Regions from separate parts of the Homo sapiens genome. Here region 2 is linked to region 1. A link is an interaction called in ENCODE POLR2A ChIA-PET data of the cell type or tissue named here. Cell type or tissue: OCI-LY7. All regions are shown on one strand. Links, peaks and the distances in the headings refer to the core of each region. The heading gives the core; the rest is flanking DNA. Region 1 overlaps TIFA (TRAF interacting protein with forkhead associated domain). Region 2 overlaps FAM241A (family with sequence similarity 241 member A).

The links. ChIA-PET counts read pairs that join two places held together with the same protein. Peaks named below come from ENCODE experiments on the same cell type or tissue, not always from the same donor. Only the 100,000 strongest peaks of a DNase experiment are listed, where the experiment ranks them.
Region 2: POLR2A ChIA-PET joins it to region 1 with 10 read pairs; 2 of 35 experiments call an interaction of 5 or more read pairs at or near these places.

The regions. Positions count from the first base shown.
Region 1 is chr4:112,277,384-112,282,696 of GRCh38, reverse strand. TIFA (TRAF interacting protein with forkhead associated domain) reads left to right here. Exons shown (of 2, transcript NM_052864.3): 2 at 4,263-5,313. The coding sequence starts at 4,281. The coding sequence ends at 4,835. Among named protein-coding and RNA genes, the nearest start is that of TIFA, 5.9 kb to the left of the region's middle. RefSeq lists an enhancer at 2,939-3,168. In OCI-LY7, for the core only: no CTCF peak of the experiment used is centred there; DNase peaks (open chromatin) are centred at 3,076 and 3,476; H3K4me3 peaks cover 3,001 bases; H3K27ac peaks cover 4,092 bases.
Region 2 is chr4:112,170,226-112,175,612 of GRCh38, reverse strand. All of the region lies in intron 1 of FAM241A (family with sequence similarity 241 member A), which reads right to left. It also overlaps the pseudogene RPL36AP19. Among named protein-coding and RNA genes, the nearest start is that of FAM241A, 27 kb to the right of the region's middle. In OCI-LY7, for the core only: no CTCF peak of the experiment used is centred there; DNase peaks (open chromatin) are centred at 3,212, 4,222 and 5,012; H3K4me3 peaks cover 2,068 bases; H3K27ac peaks cover 2,431 bases.

The DNA.
Region 1 (5,313 bases), core at 314-5,313:
ACCATGCCCTCCTAGTAGGTGTGAGTTCAGAGGCCACCCCCTGGAGGTGAGAGTTCTGTGGGGACATGCTTTGGTCTGCAAATCGACTGTCAACTCTCCAGGAGAGATCAAAGTTAAGGTTGTCTTGGAGCACATAGTTAGATATACTTGCCCTGTAGGGAATTTCTGGTCAGGAAAGGTGAATGGTTACATTTGCATTTCTGAAGGTCTAAGTAGGAAGTGGGGCACAGGGAAAAGAGAAAATAATTAAAAAAATTAAACTATGACTTAGAAAAGTGGAGGTACTTGGTTACAGTGTATCAGGGTATCAGCAGTCTGCCTGGCACATGAAAGGCATGAAATAAGTAATAGCCCTTATTCCTGTCTGTATTAGTTTGTTCTCACACTGCTAATAAAGACATACCTGAGACCGGGTAATTTATACAGGAAAGAGATTTAATGGACTCACAGTTCCACATGGCTGGGGAAGCCTCACAATCATGGCAGAAGGCAAGGAGGAGCAAGTCACATCTTACATGGATGGCAGCAGGCAAAGAGAGAGCCTGTGCATGGAAACTCCCCCTTATAAAACCATCAGATCTTGTGATACTTATTCACTATCACAAGAACAGCATGGGAAAGACCTATCCCCATGATTCAATTACCTCCTATCAGGTCCCTTCCACAACATGTGGGACTCGTGGGAGCTATAATTCAAGATGAGATTGGGGTGGGGACACAGCCAAACCATATCACTGTCAGAGTTTGCTGTGGTTTTATACCTTCATAAGATAGGTGAATGCATCCATCAGCTCAGGCTCTGATATAGTGCAGTAACAAATGACCTAAAAAATCTCAGTGGCTTATTGGAAGAAGGGTTGGTTTTTTTGCTAATATTAACTGTCCTTTATGTATCTGTCTTCGGCTCTTCCCTCTGGGACCCAGACTGAGCTGCTCCTTGTGGGAACTGCTGATGTTTTGACAAAAGAAAGAGGGAAGGTGGAACTACACAGTGGCTTTTAAGTTTCTGCTTGGAAGTAAGTCACTGCCATTCATGTTTCATTGACATGGTTGTTAATGAAGTGGATCATCATTTTAAAGGGGCAGAACTGGTAGGGACAGGCCTGCAAGGATGGGGTAGCAAATATTTGACACTAAAGCAGTCTGCCTCAGTGTTTGTTGGATGGAGTCACAATTGTGAACCCAGAGATTCATCAAACCCAGACAATTGATCTGCCCCAAGACACTCATAGCCACTGATGTATAAACCAGAATGCCATTTTTTCTCTCTAACAGTGGATAATATATCTGTCCTGGGGACTGAGTATAAGAACCTATATGGGGTAAGCTTTTCTTGTGGTTGATTTGCTCAGAAGACTGAATTATAAAGTAATAGCTTATATAAAGCATACAAAAACAAAATTTGGATGTTACCAAAAGACTATTTAGATCCAGAATACACCATGGTTTTTAATACAGTTCTCCTTTTGGAATTCTTATCGCCTGAAGTCCAAGAATGAACTAAATTGATGGCAGCATATTGTAAATAAAGCTGGAGATCACTTACAGATTTCTGACACTTCTTTTCAGGCTCTTGTTAATAGCAAATGCTTTTCTTGTCGACTGCTAATGCATCATCCCATGACTTATAATTATTCTTTTATGCTGTCTGCTTCCTGAATAATGAGACTTTATTATCATAATTATAGTGTCTTCAAATCACAGTGTAATATGGATTAACCAGTTTTACCCATTGTGTGTTAATTCTTGCTGACTTTGGCTTCATAGTAAGTTTTACCACCCCTAGCACAGGATTTTGAGGATTTTTCTCAGTTTTTCTGCTTATAGCTGGACATCTGTGGCCTGCTTGGGTAGAGCAATATGATGCAATAATGTTCAAAAATATATTATGAAAATAAAATTGAAGATGCATTTTCAAATCAATAGAAAAGAAATATTGCTTAGCTATGTCATTTGTTGGATAATTGAATAAATTGAGAGTTTGATTCCCAGCAGCAAAACTTTGTAAAACAGAAGGAAAGATTATATTTTAAAAGTAAATAGCAGGGCTGGGAACGGTGGCTCATGCCTGTAATCCTAGCACTTTGAGAGACCGAGGGTGGGTGGATTGCCTAAGCTCAGGAGTTTGAGAGCAGCCTGGGCATCATGGTAAAACCCTGTCTCTACTAAAATATGAAAAATTAGCTGGGAGTGGTGGCGCACACTTGTAGTCCCACCTACTCGGGAGGCTGAGACAGGAGAATTGCTTGAACCTGGGAGGCAGAGGTTGCAGTGAGCCAAGATCACGCCACTGCACACTGCACTCCAGTGACAGCAAGACGCTGTCTCCAAAAAAAAAAAAAAAAAAAAAAAAGGAAATGCCAGCAAGATAGAAAGGGAAAGAAAATATTCTTTCTGGTTTTTGTTTTTTATATTTCAAACCAGCATAATTTTGATGCCAACATCTAATATAGATGGCAAACAAAAAACAATAAAACTACAAATCAATCTCACTTAAGACTGATTATCTCCAAACCCCAAATCAGTATAAGCAGACAGTGTCCGGTAGCTGCAGCAAGGGAGAGTCATCCAAGGAATGCAGGCGGCACTCAGCATCTCTCTGGGTACTGGTGTAACTTCTCGCCGTGCTACAGTTACAGAATTCTGTGCAGCTGTTAAAGAATGAGGTATATTTGTAAGTGTAGATATGGGAAAATTATCACCCATATGTATTATTAATTGAAAAATTGGTCAGGCATAGTGGCTCACGCCTGTAATCCCAGCACTTTTGGGAGGGCGAGGCGGGTGAATCACCTGAGCTCAGGAGTTTTGAGAGCAGCTTGGCTAACATGGCAAAACTCCGTCTCTACTAAAAATACAAAAATTAGCCGGGTGTGGTGGTGCGTTTCTGTAATCCCGGCTACTCAGGAGGTTGAGGCAGGAGAATTGCTTGAACCCGGGAGGTGGAGTTTGCAGTGAGCTGAGATTGCGCCATTGCACTCCAGCCTGGGCGACAGAGACCTGTCTCAAAAAAAAAAAAAGAGGAACAAAGAAAGGTTCAGAACTAAATATAGCATGTTTCTATTTGTGTAAGAAATTTTTTTCTCTGTGGAGAAATGTGCTCGTATGTGTGTTTGTGTGTGTGAGAGTGCACACATATAGTTATGCTGGTTATGTAAACAAAATTTCTCTAAGGATAAAAGTAGCTTTTACAGTGGTTGTACTCTAGGAGAGAAAGACAAAGAGTTCAGGTGGGGGAGAAATACTCTTTTTTTTAAATCCTTTGTTAGTGTTTGAATTTTAAAATCATGTACATGTACTTTTAAAAAATTAGTTTTAAAATGGCAATTCTCTGTTGAAGTAACTTCACAAAAATTTTAGTAGCTATTTCTCCTGTCCTGTTATACTGCTTTTAAGTACTGTACTAATTACCAAAGATATATGAAGTGAAGTGTAGGTGGAGGGCACCTCGGGCCATCGGCTCTCAAGGGATGTGGTTAACAACAGTTGGACTGTGCTATTTGTAGTTAATGACAGTTTGTCCATCCAGTCATTGAGTACCACTGACAAAAATAAATAATTCTGATACCAGTGCAGGCTGTGATAATTAGAACCAACTCATGGAGACTTATATTCTTAAAAGTAATGTCTAAAATTTGAAATTATAGAATAAAATAACCATTTAAAGCATTTACTATTTTTAATCATTTACCTGTTAGAAATCAAAGTGAGGATATAAAGGATAAATGTTACAATTGTTTGTTTATAACTATTAAGTTTTTTTCTTTAACCAGGTTTCACAATTCATAATATATTTAATTATAATCCAGTTAATAAACTATGTTTGCTTTATGTATATATCCTCTGAAGGTATTCAAACCAAAGAGATTTTTTATTTCCTAATTTTCTTTTTAAAGTACACCTGTCATATTTTCTCTGGGCTCAAGTCACTCTATTTAGGTGAAAGAGGAACTGAGGTTTCTTTATGCTTCCCTCAAATCATTTTATTATCAAAAATCATTCTTTGTTATTGTCTGCATTTTATGTATGGTGTTATAGTCAAACTAGAAATGAAAAAGATAGGAGAAGCTAGTGTAGCAATTTTATAGGGCTTGGTATAAGATTTCACATATCTACTAGTTCACTGAAAGTATTGTCTATGTACTGTTTTCTTAAAGTCCAGATAAATTGCCTATCAGATGATGTTCATCAAAACGTTAGAATCAAAGTTCTCAATGCCTCAAGCATAAGCAGAAACTAACATGGTAATTTAATTATTGCAGGTGGGCCTTGTGCACATCATGACCAGTTTTGAAGATGCTGACACAGAAGAGACAGTAACTTGTCTCCAGATGACGGTTTACCATCCTGGCCAGTTGCAGTGTGGAATATTTCAGTCAATAAGTTTTAACAGAGAGAAACTCCCTTCCAGCGAAGTGGTGAAATTTGGCCGAAATTCCAACATCTGTCATTATACTTTTCAGGACAAACAGGTTTCCCGAGTTCAGTTTTCTCTGCAGCTGTTTAAAAAATTCAACAGCTCAGTTCTCTCCTTTGAAATAAAAAATATGAGTAAAAAGACCAATCTGATCGTGGACAGCAGAGAGCTGGGCTACCTAAATAAAATGGACCTGCCATACAGGTGCATGGTCAGATTCGGAGAGTATCAGTTTCTGATGGAGAAGGAAGATGGCGAGTCATTGGAATTTTTTGAGACTCAATTTATTTTATCTCCAAGATCACTCTTGCAAGAAAACAACTGGCCACCACACAGGCCCATACCGGAGTATGGCACTTATTCGCTCTGCTCCTCCCAAAGCAGTTCTCCGACAGAAATGGATGAAAATGAGTCATGAACACAGAAAGTCTAAGAGGAGAAATATGATGGATGAAGAGCTCTGTAGATGCTGTATAGACACTAAATAAGAGTTGATTAGGGTAGTATATTATAGTCATCTGTTATGCTGTGAAATTTGGAATTCAGTATTATCATTTTGAAGTCTGTAAATTGTGTTAGTCATTAACTTAGTCACCTGTTGTATTCTGGATCTACACAAAATTATTTTAACTGCTCTTATTAATCTGTGAGGATTAATATACAAAAAGTATCCTTTGAGATGAAGTCGTGTTCTCAAAATAAGGTTATATTATTTTCTTTTTCTGCTTGATTTTCATCTTGTGTTTTGCTTTGTTTTTGTAAGGAACCATCTCTTGGTTTGGTCACATCAGTTCACAACAGCCATTTGTTTTCAAGGTCAAGGCTCCAGGCAGGTTGTTACTGGTGTTTGCAGCCTGTCAGTACTTGCAGTACTGGAATAGGTTCTAGGCTAGTGT
Region 2 (5,387 bases), core at 141-5,140, 110 kb after region 1:
TATTTTTAGTAGAGATGGGGCTTCACCATGTTGGCCAGGCTGGTCTCGAACTCCTGACCTCAGGTTATCCACCCACCTCAGCCTCCCAAATTGCTGGGAGTACCGGTGTGAGCCACCACACCCGGCTGAACATTTCATTTTCTTGGGAACGTAAATGTAACTCAAGACAGGCCAATGAAAGCTCTAGCCAAGACTTTTACTGCAACTATTGAAAAAGAGACAGGTTTTTTCTGTGTTGTTTTTGTTTTTGCTTGAGAAAAAAACAAACAAACTGTAGTTAGATAGCTGGTGAGTTGTAGGCCATCATATTACTAGGGGGGAAAGCTTGCTAAGAACAAAGCCAACATAAAGTAAAGCCAAGAAATGGATAGAGACGGTTTCATTGACATAATTTAAGTACTCAGATATAGCTAGCATATCTACTTTTGGTCTTTTTCATAACGTAAGCCAATAAATTCCTATTTTCCAAAATCTAGTAGGAGTTGGATTTTTGTCACTTGAAACCAAGAATTCTGACTATAGATGATGATAATAATAATAGCTACCACTAATCAGAATTCACCCATCTGCTAGATATTGTGGTAAGCACTTTACACATTCAGCCAGGGACTAGTAGCTTGGAGATTCCCACTCTAGCAACTGACAGAGAAATGCCTTGGGCATATACACAGTTTTTCAGACTGCCAGGGATGACAGTGATGTCACTTTAAAGCCTGGTTTCCAAGGAGTAAGGGGTCAGAATAGTTTATTGTTCAATTGGTTTCAGTCAGATGTTGAATTTAAGCCCCTTGTGCCATTGAGGCTATTGTCCTGTGTTGATGGGTCTATGTACAGCATGGAGAATGCTTTCAAGTCTACCCCGTATCCTACCATAATTGCTCCTGAGAGGGTGCAGCCTAGCACATGAGCCCTGCTTTCTCGAATTCTCACAGTTGACTTTGATCCCAGGAAGGCTCTTCTTGGCTCCTTCCTTGGTTCTCTCTTTAAAACTTCTGGCTGCTGTGTTGTTTTGACGGTGCCACTAGTAATATGTTTTGATATATTATGGAGCTATCAGCCTCCTATTAATTGCTCTTCACCAAGATCTGTATTGCTTTCAACAACAAACTTAGCCCGGAAAGTTCTCCATTCCCTTTCCCAAGTAAACAAAGTCCTCTCAGGGAAATCTATGGAGCTCTTCACTCACCGGCTTCAGCCACCCAAAGTGCTGGGATTACAGGCGTGAGTCACCGTGCCCAGCCAGATCTGCCTTTCCTCCTGGGCAGGGCTCCTGCACCATTGCACCATTCCCTGGGGTGACACCCTGCTGTAAAATTAGACACTTGAGGTTGGGGAGCAGCCCCTGGTTTTCTGGGTTACCTCTCCTGGGAGGGAACCTCTGCCCTACAGTGAGTGCAGGGAGGGGAAGGTGGGCCTCCGTGTTCTGGACTTGCTGTGCCTCGCTTAGAGACTGGTTAGGGGAAGAGAGACTTGGTTGTCTCAGCTATACCTACCTGGAATTGAGATTCCACAACATGGAGCTAGGAGGAGGAGGGGCAGAGAGCTGAAAAACACCAGAGGCCTACTCCTCCAGGGTGAAACTGCAGCCTGAGATTTAGTATATTTTCTTGAATGAATAATTCTCTATTTGCTGTATACCTTGAGGATGGTTCTTGGAGACTTTAAAAGACTTTTATTTTGTTTTGCTCCATAATTTTCAACAGTTAAATTGCTGCTTTGCTGAGGAGACAGTCTGCTGAATTCCTTACCTCATTGTTCTGGAAGCCCTACCTTGGTTATTTCTGGACATTACTTTTGATGGTGAACTGTGAGACAACTTCTGTGAGGCTGAATCAGAGGACGCTGTATGGTAGGTAGCTAGTTCTCTGGAATCAGTCCTGGGACCGTGAGCACCTTCAAGAGTGTTTATTATTCTTCACATGTACTGTGATCAAACTCTCAGTATAAAAGTTTGACTTATAAGGATCCATTTAATCAGGCAGTTCTTACTAACATTAAAAAAAGGCTTTAAATATATATTTGAAGTTAAATGAATTTTAAAATGGCTCCCTTTTTCTCCTTCTTCACTATCCTTTCACACATATCATTAAGTGGGCAATTTTCCATCATTGTGCAGTAGCCTACCATGTACTTTAGCTGGTAATTAACTCATTTTTTCATTAAGCCTAAAGAAAGTTAACCAGAAACCCAAATCTCAGAATAGTCAGTCCTGTTTTTTCCTTAGTTGCTTTCAATACATTAAATGTCACACTCAAACCTATTTTTTAGAAAAACTTTTAGCACAATTAAAATACTTTCTATCATTATTTATAACTCTCTGGGGAAGTTCTTAAAAAATGTAGAAATATAAAAAGTAAATCAAGAATGCTCTGTAAACATTAAAATGGTCTCCTCCTTCTATGGCCCACATTAAATCTCTGGCAGGGCTGGGCATAGTGGCTCACACCTATAATCTCAGCACTTTGGGAGGCCAAGGTGGGCAGATCATTTGAGTTCAGGAGTGCAAGACCAGCCTGGGCAACATAGTGAGACCCTGACTCTACAAAAAAATACAGAAGTTAGCGGGGTATGGTGGTGTGTGCCTGTAGTCCCAGCTGCTCAGGAGGCTGAGGTAGGAAAATAGCTTCAGCCCAGGAGGCAGAGGCTGCAGTGAACCAAGATCGCACCACTGCACTCCAGCCTGGGTGACAAGGCCAGACCTTGCCTCAAAACAAACACAAAATATCTGGCAGCCCAGAAAGAAAAAAACAGCAAATAAATAAACATATTAACGCATAAATGAACAAATAAAACTATGTTGTCATTTATATTCAGCATAACATTTATAATTATTTGGCTTTAAAAACACTTTAGAACCAATTCAACAAACATTTTTTCTGGTACCTATAAAGTATTAGATAAGTAATATTACATCCTTAACTTTGAGAAGCTAACAATCTAGTGTGGAGGTTAACATTTATAAACAAATACATATATTTTAAGGCAAAATGTGATCAACATTTAAGAGCTGCAAAATGCTTGGCATTTAGTTCAAAAAAGGTCAATTTGGTCATAAACTAAATCAAAAGAATTGGCAAAAAACCCACTAATGCACTGCTTTCAAATATTTAAATGATGTTTTTAAAAATGATATGGTGTGTTTAACTGCTTCTGTATTATTATATAAAAGGATAGCTGGTTATAGCACTGATAAACCACAAACCGATTCTGTGGTTTACAAAACATCTTCACTTCAGAATTTAGTCACCTGCAAAGACTGATTTCTTGCTTTGTATTCCTCTTCATCTCAAAGGTTATCCCTATGTAGATATGCTCTGAAATATGTAAGCCTTGAAAACAACAAGCAATGTTTAAATGAAATTTTTAACTTATTTCATGACACATTTATTAATTTAAAAAATGAACACTAATTGAATAGTATGTGTTGGGCAATGCTTTAAGTACTATGATCTTCAAAACATAAAGGAAACTGAGGAAGAGAGATTATGTAATTTAGTCAAGATCCCTTAGTAATTGGTGGAATCTAGACACATTCAGGCAATCTGGCTCTAAAGCCTATGTTCTAAAGCCTACACTATAGGCTTTGTTATAAATATAAAATCAATCTTGTGATGATTCACATTCTAATTGTTTCAATGTATCAGTTTTTAAAAGCAGTTTAGTTATACTTGTCTTGATTCACTTACATCAGCAAAAATAATACTTTTTTTGAATATAAACTCAAGATTTTTTTTTGTTTTTGTTTTTGTTTTTTGAGACAGAGTCTCACTCTGTCACCCAGGTTGGAGTGCAGTGGCGCGATCTCGGCTCACTGCAACCTCCGCCTCCCAGGTTCATGCCATTCTCCTGCCTCAGCCTCCTGAGTAGCTGGGACTACAGGCGCCCGCCACCATGCCTGGCTAATTTTTTATATTTTTAGTAGAGACGAGGTTTCACCGTGTTAGCCAGGATAGTCTCGATCTCCTAACCTCGTGATTCGCCCGCCTCGGCCTCCCAAAGTGCTGGGATCACAGGCGTGAGCCACCGCACCCGGCCATAAACTCAAGATTTTATAGTCTTCATAATAAAACAAAAGATGACACTTAGAACTGAATCACTTGGGCCTTTCTTTCCTTATCTCCTCCCAGTTCAAAATGCTTGCATCTTTTAATAGCCAGCATTCTCTTAGATCTGCAGTTGGCTCAACACACTCAAGCCTTAGCACAATCATCTTTGTAGTTTTATTTCCAGAAAATTGGCTTAGCTTGTCCCCCATAGTCACTCTGCTTCTTGTCGTAACACCGCTTTCCCTGGGCATACAGAGAATCCTTGCCCTTCTTGTACTGTGTCATTTTGTGGGGTTGGTGCTTGCCACACTTCGTACAGAAAGTCCAGTGGGTTTTAGGAATGTTTACCATGTTTGCAGGAGTGCTATCGGCACAGAAAGAAAGTAAAAATAATAATTTTAAAATGGTTTTGTGGTTTTTGCATTTTTTTTCCTGTACAATAACAGTTTCTTGTTTTATACACACATCTGGCTCACTGTAGTATAGCACCTGGTCTCAATTGTCATACTTACTATTTGACCAGGATTTTAAAAATTTCATCTTTTCTTAAAAATAAAAAACAAAACCAATCTCTAACCTTTAATCCCATTCCTACCCCCAGAAGAAAAGAAAAACTATAGAAGTTGGCACAAAGACTAAGCACATTGAGCACTTCAAAAGTGGGCTTTTTTTTTTTTTTTCCTATTTTTAACTGTATCCAGTTAAGAGAGAAAATGTATCACATTTGGCCAGAAAATAACCACTTGTTTTCCCCTGAAATTTTCTTGCCTTCATACTACAGTAGTCCCCCTTATCCAGTTTCTCTTTTCCCAGTTTCAGTTAGCTGCAGTCAACTGTGGTCTGAAAATATTAAATGGAAAATTCCATAAATAAATAATTTGTAAATTTTAAATTGTGGGCCATTTTGAGTATAGTGATGAAATCTCACACCATCTTGCTCCATCCTGCTCGGGACATGACTCATGCTTTTGTCCAGTGTATCCATGCTGTTGACATGATCCACCCATTAGTCGCTTAGTAGTCACCTCAATTATCAGATCGACAGATCACAAGAAGGGTGACTATGATACAATAAGATTATTTTGAGAGAAAGAGAGACCACATTCATACAACTTTTATTACAGTATATTATTATAGTTGTTCTAATTTATTCTTATTGTTGTTAATCTCTTACTGTGTCTTTAACTTATAAATGAAATGTTATCATAGGTATGTACACACAGGAAAAACAGTATATATAGGGTTCAGTACTATCATCAATTTCAGGCATCCACTGGGGGTCTTAGAATGTATCCCCTGTGGATAAGGGGGGACTACTGTATGTGCTTAATAACTAAAAAC